Linked DNA regions of Homo sapiens: region 1 is linked to region 2. The links are chromatin contacts, found by Hi-C or POLR2A ChIA-PET in ENCODE. All regions are on one chromosome and are shown on one strand. Each heading gives the region's core, a stretch centred on a gene start or an enhancer-like site at or near the end of the contact. The rest is flanking DNA. Distances are from core to core; before and after follow the strand shown.

What was found. Hi-C counts contacts between places; a loop is a spot of excess contacts on that map. ChIA-PET counts read pairs that join two places held with the same protein, here RNA polymerase II (POLR2A). Pooled maps may share reads with other maps.
Region 1: a map with no recorded cell type shows a loop between it and region 2 (5-fold over the local background). The contact joins the promoter of SEC22B here to the promoter of ZNF697 in region 2. A Hi-C loop is called at or near these places in 1 of 37 single-sample maps with no recorded cell type and 3 of 50 pooled maps. POLR2A ChIA-PET finds 5 or more read pairs at or near these places in 3 of 52 experiments (MCF 10A and WTC11).

What each region holds. Positions count from the first base shown.
Region 1 is chr1:120,172,648-120,178,119 of GRCh38, reverse strand. SEC22B (SEC22 homolog B, vesicle trafficking protein) reads left to right here and starts at 1,600. Exons shown (of 5, transcript NM_004892.6): 1 at 1,600-1,813. The coding sequence starts at 1,739. RefSeq lists enhancers at 1,439-1,568, 1,347-1,912, 1,609-1,978, 1,913-2,478.
Region 2 is chr1:119,645,349-119,650,407 of GRCh38, reverse strand. ZNF697 (zinc finger protein 697) reads left to right here and starts at 2,142. Exons shown (of 3, transcript NM_001080470.2): 1 at 2,142-2,717. It overlaps LOC124904389 (a long non-coding RNA gene), which reads right to left and starts at 2,092. Exons shown (of 2, transcript XR_007066506.1): 1 at 2,021-2,092; 2 at 1,432-1,684. RefSeq lists enhancers at 2,065-2,134, 1,306-2,146 and silencers at 2,205-2,264, 2,562-2,725.

The DNA of each region.
Region 1 (5,472 bases), core at 351-2,850, 530 kb before region 2:
ATACAGAGTGATATAATGGACTTTAGAGACTTAGAAGGCGGAGGGTGGGAAGGGACCTAGGGTTAAAAAACTACTTATTAAGTAAAATGTACGCAACTCAGGTGATGGGTGCACTAAAATCTCAGCTTTCACCACTATATAATTCATCTATGTAACAAAAACCCACTTGTAACCCAAAAGCTATTGAAATAAGAATCTTTTTAATAAAGAAAATGCCACACAAAAATAATATTGGTTTTCTTCTAATCCTGAAGGCCAATATAAAAGGTAACAAAAGCCTGAGCTCTTTAATTAATGGGTACAAGTTAAGACAGAATCACATCAGGATTTGAAGTTGAACCTGAGCTCAAATCCTGTTCCCATCACTGCTAGCTCTCTGAGGCTTTCCTCTCAACTACAAAGTGGAGATATAATACTAAACAAGCTTACTGGGTTGCTTAACTAATATCTAGAACATACTTAACAGTGTTTCTATTAATGCGAGAACTAACTGTAAGCACTTAGTAAAGAGTAGTCATTATTAAGCAATGATAAATAAAAGCATTTGTATAATTCTTTTTTTAGCTTTTGAAAGCCTTGCACCTAGATTTTCTCATCTAATATTCATTAAAACCCTGAAAGGCCGATCATATCCCCACTTTAGAGATGGGGACACCAAAAAACAAAGAGATGGGAACACCTAGATATATCAGAGATCCTAGTTTTTATTTTATTTATTTATTTATTTATTTTTTTTTTTTGAGACAGAGTGTCGCTCTGTTGCCCAAGCTGGAGTACAGTGACGCAACCTCGGTTCACTGCAAGCTCCGCCTCCCGGGTTCACGCCATTCTGCCTCAGCCTCCCGAGTGAGTAGCTGGGACCACAGGCGTCCGCCACCGCGCCCGGCTAATTTTTTTGTGTTTTTTTAGTAGAGACGGGGTTTCACCATGTTAGCCAGGATGGTCTCGATCTCCTGACCTCGTGATCCGCCCGCCTCGGCCTCCCATAGTGCTTGGATTACAGGCGTGAGCCACCGCGCCCGGCCTGATCCTAGCTTTTTGTAGGTGACTGACCTAGGTGGTACAAGATGTCCTGTACTTGTTCATTTATTCACACATACAACACATATTTATTGACTTCTTACCATAAACTGTTTAAGGAGCCTGGTGGGGATACCGCATAAACAAACAAGCAAAAATAGACAAAAATCTTTGTCTAGAAATATATAAATATAGAACATTTTATAGAATATATGACATAGAAAACAGAAAAAAATAAATATGAAAATAGCCTAATTTTCAGGGTTTTCCTTTTTTTACATACCCTTCATGGTTAACGGTTAGTGGTTAATGGGGATTACCCATTAACTCCCACCCTCCTTCCCAGCTCTCTCCCAAGACTTAGTTTCAGGAACTAGAAAATTCTGATTCAGCTTGGGTGCAATGGCCGCTCAAAGGGCGAGGCTTATTCGAAGCCTCAAATTCAGAAAACCCAGCCAGACCTTGGAAGTTAAGAAGGTGGAAGGCAGATCGCGGAACCAGTGTTCTGATAGTTGTGGTTCTCTGAGGGAAGCCAATTCTGGGGACCGGTAGTGGAAAGCTCTTGCGCTGTTTCCGGCCACCTCAGCGGGAAGCGGAGACGCAAGCAGCTGGATCTCCGGTAACTGAGACATAGGGTATAACTGTTGTCGCGGCGGAGGAAGTGAGGACGGCGCCAAGGGCCTTCCGGGCCAGTGTTGGATCCCTGTAGTTTGTGAAGATGGTGTTGCTAACAATGATCGCCCGAGTGGCGGACGGGCTCCCGCTGGCCGCCTCGATGCAGGAGGACGAACAGGTGAGCTGCTTACTCACGACCCGCGACCCCAAGTCTCTGTCAGCGCGCTTTGCCCTCAGCATCGGATTCCTTCCTAGGACCGGGAGACCTTTGTGACTTCCCGGGCACTCCCGACCTCTCTGAAGTGCGCTTTTATCTTTTGGTGTAGGAGAGACTACCGGCGAAGAGGAAATCTTTCCTGAAGGAGGAGTTAAGTTTTTTGTGTTAGCTGTTTCTCTTTAGAAAAACGCTCTGGAGAAGTGGTAGCTTTGGTTGATTGTGATCACCCAGTGTTCTTTGACTCTTTAGGGACTTTGTTAAAATTCAGGATTTCTAATTTTCTGCTGCTAATAGGACTGCTGATGGATAAATCCTGGGAAAAAATCAGCCAAGTTCTTCAAGTCTATAACGTGGCACCTGATCCTTGACCTAGCTTGCTGACATCTTTTGAAAGTGGGTGAGGTAATATTGCCACATAAAAGCACCTGTTAAATTTCAGTACATCACATTCTTTCAGGATTATCCCCAGTTCCCACCTTCTCCAATACGCCGTACCACATTCCTGCAATACATTGTAACTTATTTTTTTCTTTGTCTTTCAATAACTTGAGTTTCCTAGCGGGCAAACGACGGGTCTTAATCATCTCTTTGTTATCCATACCTTTTACAATAGCTGCTTTATGCTAGTAGGTGCTCAAAAGTATACTGAATTGATTAAAAACAGCACTAACTCCAGATGTCTTAAAAGAAAGATGTTTTGTGTTTTAGAAACACAGTGGAAATTTCTGAAGTAAGACAAGTTTCTGGAGCAAGCTTGGGAGGTTCTGAAGACAAAGCTGAGAATGGAATTTATATAATTTGTTTAAAGTGATCAATTTTATTTTACTTTTCCATACAGTCTAAGTAAAACCTTGAGCCTTAAAAAAAGATGAGATATTGAAAAAATAGTTTGCACATTTCTTCTGTTGGACTTTTCATTCATATATTAATGCAAAAAATTTTTACTGAGCACATCAAATGTGCCAGGCATAGTGTTAATGCAGGGAGTTAGAGTACACAGTCTCTACCTTTGTGGAGCTTACAGTCTAGTGGAAAAATCAGATAACCAACAAACTATTAAAATGTAGTTTAACTGCTAAGGAGAAGGAAGAGGGTTTTGTGCTTGAACATGGAAAATATATCTAAGTTGGTTTTAGGAAATCAGGAAAGTCTTCCCAGAAGGTATGACACTAAGGTAACAGTAGGATCCAGTAGTAAGGAACTATTATTCTATTTGGTTATATGCCTTTTTAGGTTTGATTTGGAAATATAGTTACTTTCACTTTTAGGAGAGTGGTGATACAGATAATAAAGTTGCAGGTCATGCTAAGTGAAATATATTCTATTCATTACATAAAAACAAAGTCTAATCTTTGAAATAAACCGTGAACAATTTAACATACCCCGATTTGCTAATGTGAAATGTTTTTCAGGAATACTCTAGGACCATCCTGCAGAAGGAGTGTAATTGTTCAAATGAACCTAGGAATATGATTTGAACAAAGTAGATAGTGCAGGGGAATATCCTTGAAGGATGTGTAGTTTGACTAAAAAATAGTTTTCCTACAGTGGGTGGCTGTGTGTTGGGGGTAGGGGGGATGGAATCTGGTCAATTTTTAAATTATTGCATTGAATTCCAGTGTTAGCAAAGAATACAAAGTGAACTTGAAAGTCTACTTAATATTAGTGGCCCCTACTCTCTGCCATGATACTTTATTGAAAAATTAATTGATTTATTGTTTTTTAATTATAAATTTGGTATTGGTTTCATATTGGTTTATCAAGATGGGATGCTTTGTTTAATTGACAAGGAAAGAAATTTTACACACAAATATTTTTGTGATTGTAGTGCCATAGTATTTTCCTTTAGGAATTTTGACTTTGAATAATAAAGTTTGCCTAAACTTTTAATGTCTGTAAAGATCTGAATCTTAGGCTTACTTTTACTATTTTAATAGTATACAGAACATTTATAAAAGCGCCTACTACATACCAAACACTGTGCTAAGCCTATTAAGTTCATTTTTTTATTTAATCCTCATACTACCATATTAGAACAGGTACTATTAAAATCTCCAATAATAGATAAGGAAGCTCTGAGGCTTAGAGAGGATAGATCACTTGCCTAAATTCACAGCTAATGAGTGGCATAATGAAATTTTTCATCAGGGTTTTTCCCCTTGGCACTGTTGACATTTGGGGATGGATAATTATTTGTTCTTGGGGACTGTTCTGTATATTGTGTAGGAGGTCCAGCAATATTCCTGGCCTCTACCCTCTAGATGCCAGTAGTACCACTACCCTTCCCCACTTTGTTTGTTTGTATGACGACAAAAATATTTCTAGACATTGCTAAATGTCTCATGGGGGCAAAATCACCCCAATTGAGACCCAGTGGTTTTTATTAAGTTTTTGTCGACTCAGACAAAAACTTAATAACCACTGTACTTTAGTGCCTAACCACTGTACTTTACTGCCTTGTTCTAAGGCCTTTTAATGATGTCTTACCTCTTAGGAGTCCAGGAATAACTTTTTAATAAACAGATATCTCAACCAAACAGTTTTATATTTAATCACCTTAATTGTCCAGGCCAGATAATTCAATGTATTTTCATTTTTGTATGTTTTTGTTTTCTTATCAGTGTACTTTCAGTATTTACACTGATAATAGATATCATATTTTAGGTATTTACTAGGTGCCTGTACAAGCTGCCATATTACCGAAGATGGACAGTTATTCAGATAATACAATAGAGAGTAAAATTTACAAAATAATGTAGACAGAGTATTTTATACAGGGTGTTTCCTCTGTGTTTAACTGAAAATTTAGACTTAGGGCAGGAAGAGAGATGAGCTTTTCTTCTCAAATGTGGACTCCCTAACTGATACCCTGTTTATCTTTTTTCCTCATTCCTTTTATGGCATGTTTCTCCTTTTAGGATTTTTGCAATTTCTTTATCTACCTTTCTGTTCTGCCTCAAAATTATTGTATTTTCTTTCATTTTCCTCTGGCATCGTGAAGGGCAGTCCAGACTTGAAGAAAGTGTTAGATCTCACCAAATAGGCAGCAGGAAGCTCCAAGAAAGCAGATAGATAACATGTTATACAGTTAAATTGTCTCACGCTCCCAATCACTGAGGGTTGATTAATCCACTTACTGTAACTGCTTTTAGAGGAAAGTGGTTGGTTCTTGGTGCTGCTGGTCTTTGACCAGCTGAGTTCAGTGGGTATTGATACCCACTGAACTCAGCTATGAAAATGATAAAGAGCTATGAAGGCAAAAGTTGTTATTGATACAACTAGTTGTTCAGCAGTCTTAGGTGACAGCAACGAAAAGTATTGTGGTTGTGTGTCTAGTTACTACCTTCTATCTTTTGTAATATATAGATCCAAATCCTACATTTGCTGTTGGATAACCTCAAATTTGTTTCACAGTTTTTCCAGTTATTCTGATCCACTGCATTATTGGATTACTAATAGATATCTCATAATTATATCATATACAAATTTCATTAATCTTTTCTAGATGAAGTAGAAAACACAATGAGGATATCTAAATATTTTTAGGTGGACTGGCTAACTGTGGGCCCTTTGTGACTTTGATCTTGAAAGCAAACTAAAGGTCAGTATGTAAAACAGTG
Region 2 (5,059 bases), core at 893-3,392:
ACTTGATTTGCAAAACAATAATCAATTCTTTGGGGTGGAGATGGGGAGATTAGTTTCACTGGAATGTTACCAGGTTGAGAATATGAAGGAGCAGTAATTTGTAGGGTCCAGAAAATGCAAGGATCACAGCACAATTAATTTAGGTGGACAGTCAACAGAGTGGGCATACAGCAGGACCTTTAGGGTGGGCATACAACAGGAACTTTTGGGAGGTGAACAGTCCTATCTGCATGCTTCTCATCAATTCTACATTTTAATCCAGGCCATCTTATCCGTGAGGTTAAGGATCTCTAGAGAAAGAGAACTCTAGCATAAACTTTACTTAAATGTAAGCTAAACCCTTCACCCAAATGTTTTAATCATATGGATTTAAAATGTGAAATGACAAGTGGAAGTGACACGTAATTATGACCTTATTTTTTGAAACAGAGTCTCAATCTGTCACCCAGGCTGGAGTGCAATCACGGTTCACTGCAGCCTCAAACTCCCAGTCTCAAACGACCCTTCCACTTAAACGACCGAGTAGCTGGGACTACAGGTACGCGCCACCACACCCGCTATTTATTTTATTTTACTTTTCGTAGAAACAGGGTCTCACTGTGTTGCCCAGGCTGGTCTTGAACTCCTGGGCTCAAGTGACCCTCCCACTTCGGCCTCCCAAAGTGCTGTGATTACAGGCATGAGCCACCAAGCCCAGAGACTTTTCTTTCTTTCTTTCTTTTTTTTTTTTGAGACGGAGTCTCACTTTGTTGCCCAGGCTGGAGTGCACTGACATGATCTCAGCTCACTGCAAGGTCTGCCTCCCAGGTTCATTCCAGTCTCCTGCCTCAGCCTCCCGAGTAGCTGGGACTACAGGTGCCCGCCACCACGCCCGGCTAATTTTTGGTGTTTTTTTTTTTAGTAGAGACGGGGTTTCACCGTATTAGCCAGGATGGTCTCCATCTCCTGACCTCGTAGTACGCCCGCCTCGGCCTCCCAAAGTGCTGGGATTACAGGCGTGAGCCACCGCGCCCGGCCTCCCAGAGACTTTTCTATCTGATTACTTTTCAAACACATTCTAGAGCATCCTAGAACTTGTCCTTTCCTAGTTCAGTTTATTACTTTCTGCTCATGCTCCAGGAGAGAATATAGCTTTTAGTCATTTAGTCTCTATGTGGTCCTTCCTTGATTTTCTAAGGGTCCTGAGTCTGTGGTCCCAGAAATAGACAAAAACATGTGCAGGGCATCATAGACTCTTGCTAGGCTGGAAGTAGAGTTCCTCTCTTGTAGCCAATGTCCTCTTCTCCTCACCCTTCCACTCCCGAAATACACACACTCAATATACAGTGGCCAGCACATCTGTTTTATGGGACCAAGAAGCTGAATCCTAAAGGTTAATGAAGGAAAGATACGCAGAAAGTCCAGCACTTTCCTAATTCAGCAGCACACAGGTTTTCACGTCTAATATTTAATTTACGTAATTTATTTTCAATCTCAATTTAATTGCTTTTCTTGAAAAGATGTTTGGGACAAGGTCAACAATGAGGGAGGAATGTCACCGGGTCGGGATCTGGAAACAATCAGCTCTGTATGGTTTTAAAGATGAAGCGCCAAGATCTTAAGGAACCTGAATTCCTGGTGAGCAATCAAGTTCTTTAATCGGCCCCCAGCAGGATGTCAACGGCGTAAAAGACAAAAAGAAAATCTATTTTAAAAGATAGATTTTGTGTTTTTAGATTAATTTTTAAAAAGCGAACCCACCACAAACTTCCCAGTTTTTAAAGAAAAGGCCTCTCCCACCGCAGAGCCCTCCCGAACCATGGGACAGCTCAGCGGCAGCGTCCCACCGGCTGCCCGCAACCGGTGCCGCGAGCTCGGAGTGCAGCGCTGGGATCTCGCGTGCTCCGGGACAGCGGGCTCCTTGAGCGCCGCGGGGCGGGGCGTGGGGCAAGACCCGCCGGCCGCTCCCTTCCCCACAGCGCTTAGAGAAGCAGCGAGCGCCTTTCCTCCTGTCCCGGAGTCCTAGCCTGGCCCGAGCTACCTCCAGGGCGCCCGCTGCTGCGGTGGCAGGAAGTCCCCGGGAACTACAAATCGAGGCATGCTGGGAACATTCTCCCGCTCCTCCCAGGAAATGTCCTTTGTCCAGCCCTACAGGAAGCCCCAGTGAGGAGTCAGCCGGGCAGCCAGCCAGCGAGCCAGCCAGCCAGCCAGCCAGCCAGCCAGCCAACCAGCCAGCCAGCGGGCCACCCAGCGGCCGCTGCAGCCGCCGCCGCCGCACAAGGGCAGACGCGCTGCGGTGCGGGGCTCGGGCCGGGGCGCTCGGTGCCCTAGCTCCTCGCCGCGCCAGCCGCCTCGCAGGTAGGAGCGTGGCTGTGGCTGGGCTCAACCGCCTCCCGGGGATGGGGCTGATCGGGACCAGACCCGACCGCTGCGGGGATGGGGTGTGTGTTCGAGTGCGGTGGCGGAACGGCTGGGCGAAGTTGTGCCTCGTAAAGTGGACCGTTGTCCGCTCCCCTGGGGCGCAGGGCCCCGGGCTTATGGGGTGCTCTCGCGCCCCCAAAGCCAGGACTGAGCTCCCTCAGGGGTATGTGGCGAGGGGCGGGGAGGAGGAGGCTGAGACTTGAGGGAGGAGACAGCGATGCAAGAGGGAATAGGACCGTCCCGCCGACCACCGAAGGGGGCATCAGAGACCCTCGGAGAAACCAAGCCCAGGGAGGAGCTTGGAAGGCAAGGAGAAGGTGAAGGGCTTTGTGTGCAGCTGTGGACCTTGACGGACTGCGCTCCCCTTGCCTTGTCTGTTCGTGCCTCCAGCCCCACTGGGGCTAAGGGAGGGTGGGGGGCTCCGAGAAGGGCAGGAGAGAGGCGGCAGGTCATCTTGGGTCCTAGTGAATGAAATGTGTGCCTCCCTTTTCCTCTCTTCTCCATTCTAGCCCACTCAAATGAGCGGCTTTGGGGCTGCCATCAGACCGGGCAAATGACACAATAAGGACGGGTGGGTGGAGAGATGGGCAGCAGCTCGCAGCCCAAGAGGGGTGGCCGTCTAGCCCCGGGAGGCATTCCAACCACACGTGTCCATGTAGGTAGGTGGTGGGGTGGTGGGCAAAGCTGGAACCTGCACCTCGCGGGGATGCCGAGGCTCAGGATTGTGCATGGAGGCACGGGTGAGGCGCGTGTTGGGAGGAGTGGGTGAGTAAAAGGTTGAGGGGGAGCAGCGACACAGAGGCGCTGAGTGTACCTTATGGCCAATGTACATTATGGCCATGCATCGGGAACTGACTACCACTTCCTCTGGGACTTTCCACGATTTTCCTTTTTCCTAACCGCCTCCCCCAACCGCCCCCGCCCTGCCTCCCCCACAGGAGTGAATCACCCACCCCTTACTACATGAACCCTGGGCTGAATTGAAGTTGGTGATGTATCCCTGTCCTTGTAGTGGGCATGTTTGTCCTTAACCTGTAGGATGACACCAATACTCCGCATCCCCTACTGCGTTACCCTCCTCCCTCAAGACTGAGCGTCTGGTAAATGCGGTTGGATAATGGCTAGCGAGTTAAATGTCTTTGAGTAGCTGTGGTGGATGAGTGGGCAACTTTGAATACAGTCCAAGTGTGACTGTTGTAACTGAACTCAGCATGCCTAAGGGGCCACACTCACTATCTCTCCTTTCTCCCCTCACCTGATTTTTTGTTGATGCCCCCAACTGTTTACCTTCTTCTCTCAACAAGCCAACATGTGGATATTATTTAATGTGGAATACGTTTGAGGAACCAAATGAACCTTTAAGAATGCCACTTATATGGCCAGGCAGGAGTATGCAAGGCTCATGGTCGAAAGAATGATGCTGTAGGACATGGAGAGAGCCCTGAGCCTGATATAAATGGCTTTCGAGGTGAAACAAAACATTTCTTCCTTAGCTTCTTTGGGAGAGATGAGGCATTTGAACTGAGATAAAGAATGGAATCGAGAAAAAAAACCGAGTTGTTTAGGATGAGGCCATGAGGATAATGAAGTGAAGGGAAGAGGCTCTGTGAATTTAGATGATTTCTAGTTAGAACATATTGGCCGTGTGTGTGTGTGTGTGTGTGTGTGTGTGTGTGTGTGTGTGTTGGAAGTGGGGGTTGTTGTTAAGGGAAAGTTGATGTCAAAAGTTCAGCCATGCCCAACAGAGAATAAGATGGCATCCTATTGAACAAGATCATAAATATGAAGTCAGGCTGCCCTTTACATTACACAAAGGAACACATAGATGGCTTTTCAGAACTACTGGGATAGAGGGGTAAATGGATGCTAGTCAGACAGAAGAACCGGCTGGATTGATGCGGCTGGATTGAAGTGGTAAATAGTGACCTCACATCAGCAGCATGACTAAGGCTCATGGAGTTGCATCACATTTCCTCTCCCTCCCCCACCAAAACTCTTTGAATTTCCTCAGAATCTACATTTTTTGCCTAATTACTAGTGTCCTGTGAAGGGAAGGAGAAAGGGTAAAGGTTGGTTGTAAGGATGATAAACTAAGGCAAGAAGGAGCTTGTCTGCTTATGTAGAAAGAAAAAAATAGCTACAGTGTCAGTAAGAGGTCTGGAGCTTGAACCTATGTCAGTACCATATGGGCTTTTCTTTGTATCTAAGATTCTACTTCTTTTTTCTTTTCTTTCACCTGCCCCTTAACAGGTTTCTCAGTACCACACACTATGTAGAGTTAATATAATCAACAAAAGTAACTCCTTACTTTGGGATTTAAAATTCTTCACAATTCAGTGCCTACCTACCCCTCTCCTTTACTGGACCTGTGCCACCCCAATTTACCTACCCATCCTTCGAGCAAATAGCTCCCCAGTCCTTGAAGATGCAACAGACATTCTTCTACCTCCGTGACTGTCCGGTTGAACCCCATGCTTGCTGGACATCCCTGTACCTGTCCCTAATTATTTTTGTACATATCCTGGCCCAGCTGATTAGCTCCCTTACAGAACTCTTCCCAAACTTTACAGTCAAAATTAATCTTACCCCTTGGTAATTTGTATTATTTCAATGACACCTGCTTTAGGTGTTAATATCTAACAAGTGCCCAAAGGATGTT